Linked DNA regions of Homo sapiens: region 2 is linked to region 1. The links are chromatin contacts, found by Hi-C or POLR2A ChIA-PET in ENCODE. All regions are on one chromosome and are shown on one strand. The core of a region is the stretch at or near the end of the contact, and the rest is flanking DNA. Distances in the headings are between cores, read along the strand shown.

Region 1 (4,863 bases), core at 1,004-3,503:
CAGAGGACTTTTTGGGCAGTTAAACTATTTTGTGAGATTTTATAATGGTGAATACGTATCATTATGCATTTGTCAAAACCCATAGGATGTACAACACCAAGAGTGAACCCTAATGTAAACTATGGATTCTGGATGATACTGATGTGTCAATGTAGTTTCATCCATGGTAACAAATATAACACCTCGTTGCAGGATGTTGATGATGAGGGAGACTGGAGAGGGGAGCGGAGGTCCTAATAACCAAACCTATAACAGTCTATTGCTTTTGATCGAATCTTGATTTCAAGGAGCAGTTGGAGGACAACTGAGGAAGTGTGAATGTGTATTAGATGATAAAGAGGAACTTCTATTAATTGTGTTATGTTGATGACATATACTATGGTTATATAGAAAAGTATCCTGAAATTTTAGAGATGCCTATTTAAGTATTTAAAGGTGAAATATCCTGATATTGGTATTTACCTTAAAATATTTTTTAAAAAGTAAATACGGCAAAATTACTTAAAGTGTTAAGTCTGGGTGTTACAGACTGCATGTCTGCGTCCCCTCAAAGTTCATATATTGAACCCTAACCCCCAAGGGAATGGAATTAAAAGGTGGGCCTTTGGAGATGACTGGATTTAGATGAGGTCACAAGGGTAGAGCCTGCATGATGAACAGGGTGGGACCGTATCTCAAAAAAAAAAAGAGGAAGAGAAGTTTCTATTAGAGCTTGCTCTATCTGCTTTGTGAGGATAGAGGCAGTTTCGCAAACCAAGAAGAGGACCCTCACTAGAATCTGACCATGCCAGCACCTTGATCTTGAACTTCCCAGCCTCCAGAACTGTGAGAAATAAATTTCTGTCATTTAAACCACCCAGTCTACTGCACTTTATATGGCAGTCCAAGCAGACTAAGACATTAGATAATGCATATACAGGTATTCCTTAATAGAACTAAAGAGAGTAACTGTATCAATATTAGTATGAGTCCTACCTAAAATACCTCTTCCTTCACTTGCAGAAACACTGGATTAGATTATTCCAATTGCCTCAGTGTTCTTCCACCCTTACCCAATCCAGTCCAATCTCCGGAGAAAAATATGATCACATCACTAGCCTGCACAGCATTCAATCAACCACCTCTTTAATGGGGAAAAGTGTAAATTCCATAGTGTAGCCATATAAGGCTTTTCGAGATCTGCCCAGACTCCTTGAGCCACTCTATATATACTTCACTCATTTAAAACTCAGCGACAATCCTACAAGTAGGTGAAATTATTATTCCCTCTTTACAGATAAGTAAAGGGGAATATAAGTAAATAACTTGCCCAAGACCACACGGTTGGTAAGTGGCCCTGCTTGACTTTAAATTTTGACAGTCTGATATATCCATAAACCAGATAAATCCATAATTTTAACCACAATATTATTCTGTGCCCGGTACAGTGTAGGTGCTCAATAAATGCTTGCTAGATGAGTAGTGTGGAAGAGCTTAGCTCTCCTTTTTCACCTGATCCCAAAAGAGGAGTGAATCCTAACCACCCTGTTTCTCTTAAGAGTCAAGTCAAGTAAGAGCTGATGACTGTTACTGGCATTGCCCGGGCGTCTAGTATTGCAGTATCCCCGCCCCTGTGAGGGGTGCAAAACCTTTTCTGATTTCATTTCTTTGGTGGTGGGGATCGGACTGGGGAGGAATGAGGGGTCGCAGAACACAGGCTGCCCGCTGGGCCCGGGGGCTGCGGGGAGGGACGGCTCTCGTGCGCTGAGTAGTTGACTCGCCCACTGCAGACCTCAGAAGCCTCACGACCCGGACCCCGGGAGCCCCAGCCCCGCGCCCTCAGCCCCGCGTCCAGGACCTGATCCTGGATTGCCAGGGGCCCTCCTGGGAAGACGGGGCCACTCCGGGCCCACTCACCTCGTCCCGGCACTGCTTCTGGCACATCTGGCAATACCAGCGTAGCTTCTGCAGCCCCTTGGACTTGATCCTGTTGGCGATAGCCTTGGGAGTAAGAAAATCCGACTTCCCCATGGCGACCACGGCAGCGATCACTTTCTGGACCCCAGTACTCAGCCAGCCGGAAACGGAACCGGGCTGGCGGCGGTGGGCGGGACAAATCCCAGCTGAGAGGCGGAAGGAGGTGGGGCCTGGGAAGACTGGGTTGCAACGGTCGCGAGACTCCCCTCGCCGTAGCGCGAAGAAACGAGACTGAAGAAGAGAGCAAGGTGGGAGGGGCGCGCTGGGGAGCTTCGGCGCATGCGCGCTGAGGCCTGCCTGACCGACCTTCAGCAGGGCTGTGGCTACCATGTTCTCTCGCGCGGGTGTCGCTGGGCTGTCGGCCTGGACCTTGCAGCCGCAATGGTATGGCAGCTTGCGGGAAGATCGGCAGGACCGCAAGGGATGGAAGAGCTTGGGCACGGGGCAGGGAGGAGGAGATGGGCGCGGGGGCAGATGTGGGGTCGCAGGGCCTAGCTGGGCCCCTGGCCCGTCGGAGGCGCCGGGTAGCGGGGGCTGCAGGAAGCGGCTCTGAGGTCGGGCAAGGTGTGCGCAGGGCCGGGCTCCGGCGGAGCAAGGTCCCGCCCGGTTCCCTGAGGTCGGAGGGCCACCTGGGACCTCGGGACTGCGGCCTGAGTCCAAATTGACGTCTGGGCGGTCTTGAGTTCCCTCAGCTAATCAGCACTTCCTGAGCTTCCACTTCCACTGCAAGCCAGGCCCCCAGTCTCAGGGCCTGCAAGGTGACGGGAGCCTGAGCAATAGCCCAGGGGAAGGTTAAGTCGTGCTTTTTGTCCTTGACGCCCTTTGAAACCCTGTAGTGCTGGACAGAGTGACCCTTTAAGATTCGATCGAGTCAGAGAGCGCGGCCGTCGAGCACCTCCCGTGTTGCAGACGCTTTGCTGGGTGCTGCAACAGCAAAGGCGAACATCCTAGATGCCTCTGAGGGTGGTTTTGGTGCAGAAGGGACCGTACAGATCTGTCTGAGGGCGGGGAAGGGAAGGACACCTAGCACTACCTTGAAACCACTTGCTGAAACCGTAACCCTGCAAGGTCATGAAATTGCCCCCAGGTCCTGGGGGAGGAGTTCGGTGGGCTTTTAAGTGGCATTTGTTAACTGACATGCAACTAAAGGGTGCCACGAGCCTCGAGAATTTTAAACATTAGTTCCGGGTAGGGGGACCTGGGCTGGGGGAAGTGCATATTAGAAGGCCCGGGAATGGGCAGGTAAAAGTTGGTTTGTGGGTGGTGCTGTTCAGTTTTGAAGCTTGACGGAATCTGGAAGAATTCCAGACACGCTGCTAAGGGGATTCTAGGCTGTGTCGTAGCAATTCCCTGCTCTTAACAGTGTGGAGGATTTCTAAGGCGCTACAGTGCTAAACTAGATTTTCGTATCCTAATTTATATGAAGGGACCATAAAGCATTAGTTGAAATAAATAGGTTTTTCATTAAGCAAATAACTGATAGTAATATACGAGATTTTCAGAATGATATCTGATGTGAATTAGCCACATAAAATTTTTGGTGGCTTGGCCTTGGAAGTCAGATTTTTTTTTCTCTAATATGGAAAAAGAACATTCATGGGAATTAAAAGGTCACTGTAGTTGAATTCTCAGTTGTATAGATTGTCCCACTTGTTAACCACTCAGCAGACATTAGCTGAGTGCTTCCACTCCACCCGGTGGTACTTGGAAAGTGCCCAAATGTGATGGTGAGCAAATAGATAAGGTCTCAGTCAGTTTCCTGGGACAGTGCCTGGCATGCAGTGGTGCTCTGCGAACATCAGCTCTCCTGGCCTTACCTTCTTGCCACGCATTAATGTTATCTGTCAGTATTTTTACAACCTTAGTTTCTAAGTTGATCTTTAAAAAAGTGGAAATAGTTTCTGAAACAAAGACAATATTTTACAAAAAATTTTAGAAATATCTTTTTTTAAAGCACCTGTAAGATAATTTGAAGCTCTTTTAGTGAAGGATTGTTTTAAATAAGAGCTCTCAGTTCAAGACAACTACTGTTAGGAGCTTAAATCGGAACCACAATCAGCATATAAAGGTCCTAATCCTGACCTTAATCCCTTTGGAATATTGGTTTTATAAATCATCAATCAACAGTGTTCCACTATGAAAGCATATTCTGTCTTCTTCTTTTCATGTATTCCTTCACTGCTGGTGCTTAATGTCTTTCCTTCCTCTTCTGCCATTTCTCTTTCCATGAATTATAATTGCCTTTTGAATTCAGAAATTAAAACCACTCCACAGAATTAATTTGGAAGGGGAAGAAAAGACCTTTGTCTTAACGAACCATGAAGAGGCATATTTCCATGCTTCTGTCTTGATTACTGGAAGTTTTTTAAAGTACAATTTGTTATTTTAGTTTTTGTTTTCAGAGAGGCTACCATGCTAACATAAAAACATTAGGCTTACTTAAATTCACAGTGGTTATTTTAATAGTTGTTAGGGTATCGGCAAAATACTCTAACGTTTTGAAAATTAAACCTTTTTTTTAAAGCAGCATATAAGAAAATGGAAATTAAAAATTTGAGAGAAAGAATCCCGGATTTTACTGTCTTCAAATTTGGGAAAAACATTTCTATTTCTTAGAGTTCAGTAGTCTCTAAAATGGAACTGTTTTTTAATAACGTGTCAGTAGTCATAAACTACAGATACCGATAAGGAGATGGCATTTCAGGAGAGAAAAGACAAATTGTCATCTGAGACCATGAGGGCAGATATTTACTAATAAATGTAAAAAATGTGAGGCAGCAGAGTGTAGTACTGTATGAAGAGAGAGACTCTGTAGCCAGCCCTGAAGGGCTGCATTCAGACGGCAGGGATTGAATTCTGATTGCCACTTAGCAGCTCTGTGACCTTGGGCAGGTTACTCAGTGTCTG
Region 2 (4,863 bases), core at 1,384-3,883, 4.6 Mb after region 1:
GTGCCTTGCTCTCATGGAGCTTATAGCCTGGTAGGAAAAGTCACGGCCACAGGCCACGTGGAAGTTCTCATTTGCTTTCCCTTCATCTTTACTGTTCCTGTAAAATTGCCTTCTTTCTTTTTTTCTAATGGTTATTTTTATAGATTTAGGGGTACAAGTGCAGTTTTGTTACATGGATATATTGCGTAGTGGTGAGGTCTGGGCTTTTAGCTTAACCATCACCAGAATAGGGTACACCATGCCCATTAGTTAATTTCTCATCCCTTCCCCTACCCCACTCCAATGTCATTATTCCACACTCTCTGTCCACATATACACATTATTTAGCTCCCACTTCTTCTCCTTTTTTTTTTTTTGAGATGGAGTCTTGCTCTGTCGCCAGGCTGGAGTGCAATGGTGCAATCTTCGCTCACTGCAACCTCCTAGGTTACAGTGATTCTCCTGCCTCAGCCTCCTGAGTAGCTGGGATTACAGGCATGTGCCACCATGCCTGGCTAATTTTTATTTTTAATAGAGTTTCACCATGTTGGCCAGGCTGGTCTTGAACTCCTGACCTCAGGTGATCCACTGGCCTAGGCCTCCCAAAGTGCTGGGATTACAGGCGTGAGCCACCATGCCTAGCCTTAGCTCTCACTTCTAAGTGAGAACATGTGGTATTTGACTTTCTGTTTCTGAGTTATTTCACCTAAGATAATGGCCTTCAGTTCCAACTGCGTTGCTGCAAAAGACATGATTTCATTCTTTTTTATGGCCGGGTAGTAGAGAATCAGCACTTCTTCAGCTGTGGGGATAATAGCTGAGAATGAGAATTGTTTTCATGAGCTCTGGCGGCTGTTCCTGAGGCCAGGCAGCAAGGGCAACATAGCAGAGAACCAAATAGGAAAAGAGGAGAAGGAAACACAGTGGGAGGAAGGGAAGGAGAAAGAAAGGACAAGAAGATGCTGACTGTAGGCATGAGAAAGCGACAGTTGGGATCTTAGTTGACTTATGCCCTGGTTCCCACTGTTTGTATTATCTAACCTTTGGCACAAGTAAAATACATGATAGTTTTTCAAATGTTTCTTATTGAAGGGGATGCTGTTTGCCTTGAACTTTGGTAATGTGCCTCAAGTATAAGAGAGGTTCCTTAGTAATTCTTCTCACCCATCCGTGTTGGAAATTGGGTTTGTGGATTTATTCTACATCTAACCGGCAAGTAAATCCCCTCTTTGCTCTTCTCAGTTTGGAAAACCTTAAGCTAACCGTCTTTGAAAGATGGAAACTAGCATGGAGGTCCCAGGAATGGGGATGCCAGGGTGTCGTCTGACCTCTTTAGGGTCAGAGTAGGGGCTGAGGGAGAGCAGCTGGGCTGCCTCCACTTCAGCCAGAGTCAGAACTAGGCACAAGGTGCTGGATGAAGTTTCCTATTCAGGGAGCAGATTTTTTTTTTCCTTTTACAGTGAAATTGGAACAGTCCTGGGAAAATGGGACAGGTGTCCCCAGTCAAGAGACAGAGCTGTTTACCCAACTACGAGGAGAGGCCCTGAGGGAGGCGAAGTGTTGATACCAAGAAATCTAAAATTTTCCGATCAAGAGGTCGCCCCTGCAGGTTGGGGACCAGGGAACTGGAGCACGTGGGCTGCCCTCTGACAGGTGGACACCAGGAGTGGGGCGGGCAGGCCAAAGTACAGCTGGGAGATGGGAGTCCGGAGGGAATTCTCTGGGTTAGTTTTGGCAGTCCATAGGAAAGCAGGTGCCTGCCCCGCAACCCGGACACCCTACTAAGCCAGCCGCGGGTGGGCTCCTCCTTCGAGGGGACTGCGGGGCAGACGATCACTTCTTTCCACTGAGTCTCTGGGAGGAGACAGGGAGATGCCAGAAGGGGCCAAGCGTGAGCCAGGGCAACCAGGCCGGCCAGGCCCGCCGGCCGCTCCAGCCCAGCACCAGGGCGCCCGCGCGGCTGCCAAACACCCCCGGGAGTTTTGCTCGCAAAGGGACCACGAGGCAGCTGCTGGCGCGTCCTGCGCGTACCCGCCCAGAGGCTCCCCGGCTTGCTCCTCGCGGGTCTGTCCCGAAACTGACGTGAAACCGATTTGGTGCAATGCGAATGAGCTCCCGCCCGCCTCCGCCTCCATCCCAGCCGCCGCCGCCGCCCGTCGCCATAACAACCGGCCCCCACCCCCCCCACCCCACGCCTTGCCCCTCGGGTCCCCCGGGCCACAGGCCACAGCGCGGGAAGGCGCCCCGCCCTCGGCGCCCCGCATCCGGCCGCCGCGCACCCCCGCCCGCCCGGCGCTTCCGAGCCACGCAGAGGCGCCCCCTCCCGCCGGAGACGGGAAAGCCCCGGCGCCCCCAGACTGGGCTCCGTTTCCAGCTCCCGGAGGGGCTGGGGCTCTCCCGCGTGCGCCCCGCACCTGCCGGGGGCCCGTACCCGCCCTCGCCGGGGCTCCAGGGGGCACGACGGCCGTGGCCCGGCGCTCTTGGGAGGGGAGCGGGACATCCCCGAAGGCGGCGCGCTGGAGGCGGGGAGCGGCCGGGGCGCACGGAGAGGGCGGGGAGCCCGCGGGAGGGGGAGGAGGGGGAGGAGGGGGAGGAGGCGCGAGGTGGGGGGGAGCGCGGCGGGCGGCAGGGAGGGAGCGGGAGGGAGGCAAGAAAGTAGCAGAAAGTGAGGCTGGCAGGCGGCGGCAAAGGAGCCGGCGCGCGGCGGCGGCAGGAAGTCTGTGCCCGAGAACAGCAGAAATAAGAGCCAGGGAGGGACCGCGGCCGCGGCGGCGGCGGCGAGAGCGAAAGAGGAAACTGCAGAGGAGGAAGCTGCGCCGCAGCCCGAGCCGCCCGGCATCCCCGCCGCCTCTGCGCCCGCGCCGCGCCCCCGGCGCCCCCTCCCCAGCGCGCCCCCGGCCGCTCCTCCGCGCCGCGCTCGTCGGCCATGGCCCGGGAGAACGGCGAGAGCAGCTCCTCCTGGAAAAAGCAAGCTGAAGACATCAAGAAGATCTTCGAGTTCAAAGAGACCCTCGGAACGTAAGTGGGGACCGGGGAGGCGAGGGTGGAGGTGGCCGCGGCAGGGGCTGCACGGGCAGCTCCAGCTGCCGCCGCCGCCACTACCGCGGCAGAAACCCAGCCTGTCACCGCGTCCTCATTGTCCCGTTCTCGGCGCTGCGGAGCCCCCCCGAGCGCGCCCGACGCGTGGGCCTGCGACCCCCGGGTGGGCGCCGTTCCCGGGAGGGGGAGGGGGCAGCGCCGGGCTGTCAGGGAGCAGCCCACGCGGGCGCGCGACTTCCCACTTCTCCTGCCACCGCCGCCCTCTCCGCTGCCTTCTCCCCACGCGTGACTGTGGGCTGAGCATGGTGGGGATGGCTGTTTACCGGCTGTGTGCGTTTACTCGCCGTGTGCATGGGCGCACCGCGTTGGCGAGACGTGGTCACGAGAAGATCAGCCTCCAGTCGTTCCCATTTCTGTCCTTACATCATGTATTTCTATGGAATTGGCATCTGCACGTACGAGGTGTAGGCAAGACTTTGGGTGGCCACGCGAGGATGGAAGGGAAGGGCTTCGCAGTGCTCAGGGTCACACGTGGGCAGAGCCTCACCGGAGGGTCTGTGCATTTCACGCGGGCTCGGCCGCACGCGCCGGGGAGCGCGTCTCCAAGGGAGGGTCTGTGCGCGTCGCTGCGCGGGCGGTGCTCTCTCCGGGCTGCATCGAGTCCCATGCTGATGGCTGTGTCTCAAGAAAGCAGAAATAATCCGAAGTCGATGGCAGGAACGCTCCAAGCATGTGCTGCTCAGCTCAGCTGCTGTTCCCTTTCTGCCCAGGAGTTGGGTCTTGTTTGTTTTGTTTCGGAGCGGCTCAGAATAGGTGGGGAGGCTGATAGTGAAAGAGAATCAGGACCTGCCGAATGAGTCTGAAGTTCAAGTTATTTCCTTCCCTCACACAATCAGTATTTGCTCTGCATCAGTATCTGTCAGTGTGGATTCACGCACAGGTGTGCAGTCAGAAATGCCCATTTTGCAGGGGTTCATGGAGGTGTTGATTAGGCTGGGAAGAGAAAGGGGAGCTATTTCATGGGATAAATCAGTGCGTTGTTGGGTGCCCTTTCTTTCCTTCCTCCTTTTTTTCCGTGTGCTTGTTTTTGTGCTTGGTTTCTTTTTTCCAGCACCACATTACCCAGCTTGTCTTCACCTCCAGGCTCGGCGTCTGCTGCTGTTCAGTCATTTCCCCTCACCCCCACGCAGATCTGCAGGGGGTCCCCCGGAGAGAAGTTGTGAGGGTGGCTTTCCCAGTCCTGCTTCTGATTCCCGGGAAGGCGCACGCTGAGGACTAGAGTGGGGTCTCCCTGCTGTGGTTGTTGCCTTTCAGGGAGGGCACCTATTTGCTATCTTTGTTGGAATGAAAACAGAAAAAGATGTAGCTTTTTAATAAATAGGGGTTTGGGGTTGCCTCTTAGTGCAGCCAGGTAAGGGGTTAGTTTGGGTCAAAACTTTTGAAAATTGCCACTGAGGTTTATTCGGGTTTGGGGTTGTGATTCTGAGATGCTCAAGTTACTGAGAGACAAGAAAGCATGGCCTTTGCTTGTCATCCAGGACCCGCACTGTGGCCGCCAATGAGGAGATGGGAGAGCATGGGGACCCACCCTGTGTGAATGCTTTCCTGTCCGTGGCTTGTTCCCACCCGAGCCCCCCACACTGGCTTCCTGCCTGTAGCCTCCGGGTGACTGATGCCCTGTCCCCTGACTGACTCGTGCAGCTGCACCTCTGCAGTGGCGGGGCTGCTGAGGCTCCAAGCTGTGGCTCCTGCTGGAGCATGGTGTTTGGAGATGACTGTGGGTGGTTTCCACCTTGGGGAAAAATGGGGATTTGCCCTCTGGTGCCAGAGCGCTTCTCTGGCAGA

What was found. A loop is a pair of places that touch in the nucleus more often than their neighbours do. ChIA-PET counts read pairs that join two places held with the same protein, here RNA polymerase II (POLR2A). Pooled maps may share reads with other maps.
Region 2: a map of CD4-positive, alpha-beta memory T cell shows a loop between it and region 1 (10-fold over the local background). The contact joins the promoter of CAMK1D here to the promoter of ATP5F1C in region 1. A Hi-C loop is called at or near these places in 1 of 168 maps with a recorded cell type or tissue (CD4-positive, alpha-beta memory T cell) and 5 of 50 pooled maps. POLR2A ChIA-PET finds 5 or more read pairs at or near these places in 1 of 52 experiments (T-cell).

Annotation. Positions count from the first base shown.
Region 1 is chr10:7,785,924-7,790,786 of GRCh38, forward strand. ATP5F1C (ATP synthase F1 subunit gamma) reads left to right here and starts at 2,254. Exons shown (of 10, transcript NM_001001973.3): 1 at 2,254-2,340. The coding sequence starts at 2,285. It overlaps KIN (Kin17 DNA and RNA binding protein), which reads right to left and starts at 2,070. Exons shown (of 13, transcript NM_012311.4): 1 at 1,897-2,070. The coding sequence starts at 2,010. RefSeq lists enhancers at 2,023-2,342, 2,795-3,338.
Region 2 is chr10:12,346,914-12,351,776 of GRCh38, forward strand. CAMK1D (calcium/calmodulin dependent protein kinase ID) reads left to right here and starts at 2,634. Exons shown (of 11, transcript NM_153498.4): 1 at 2,634-2,997. The coding sequence starts at 2,906. RefSeq lists silencers at 1,793-2,052, 2,093-2,652, 2,823-2,912 and enhancers at 2,949-3,448, 3,623-3,782.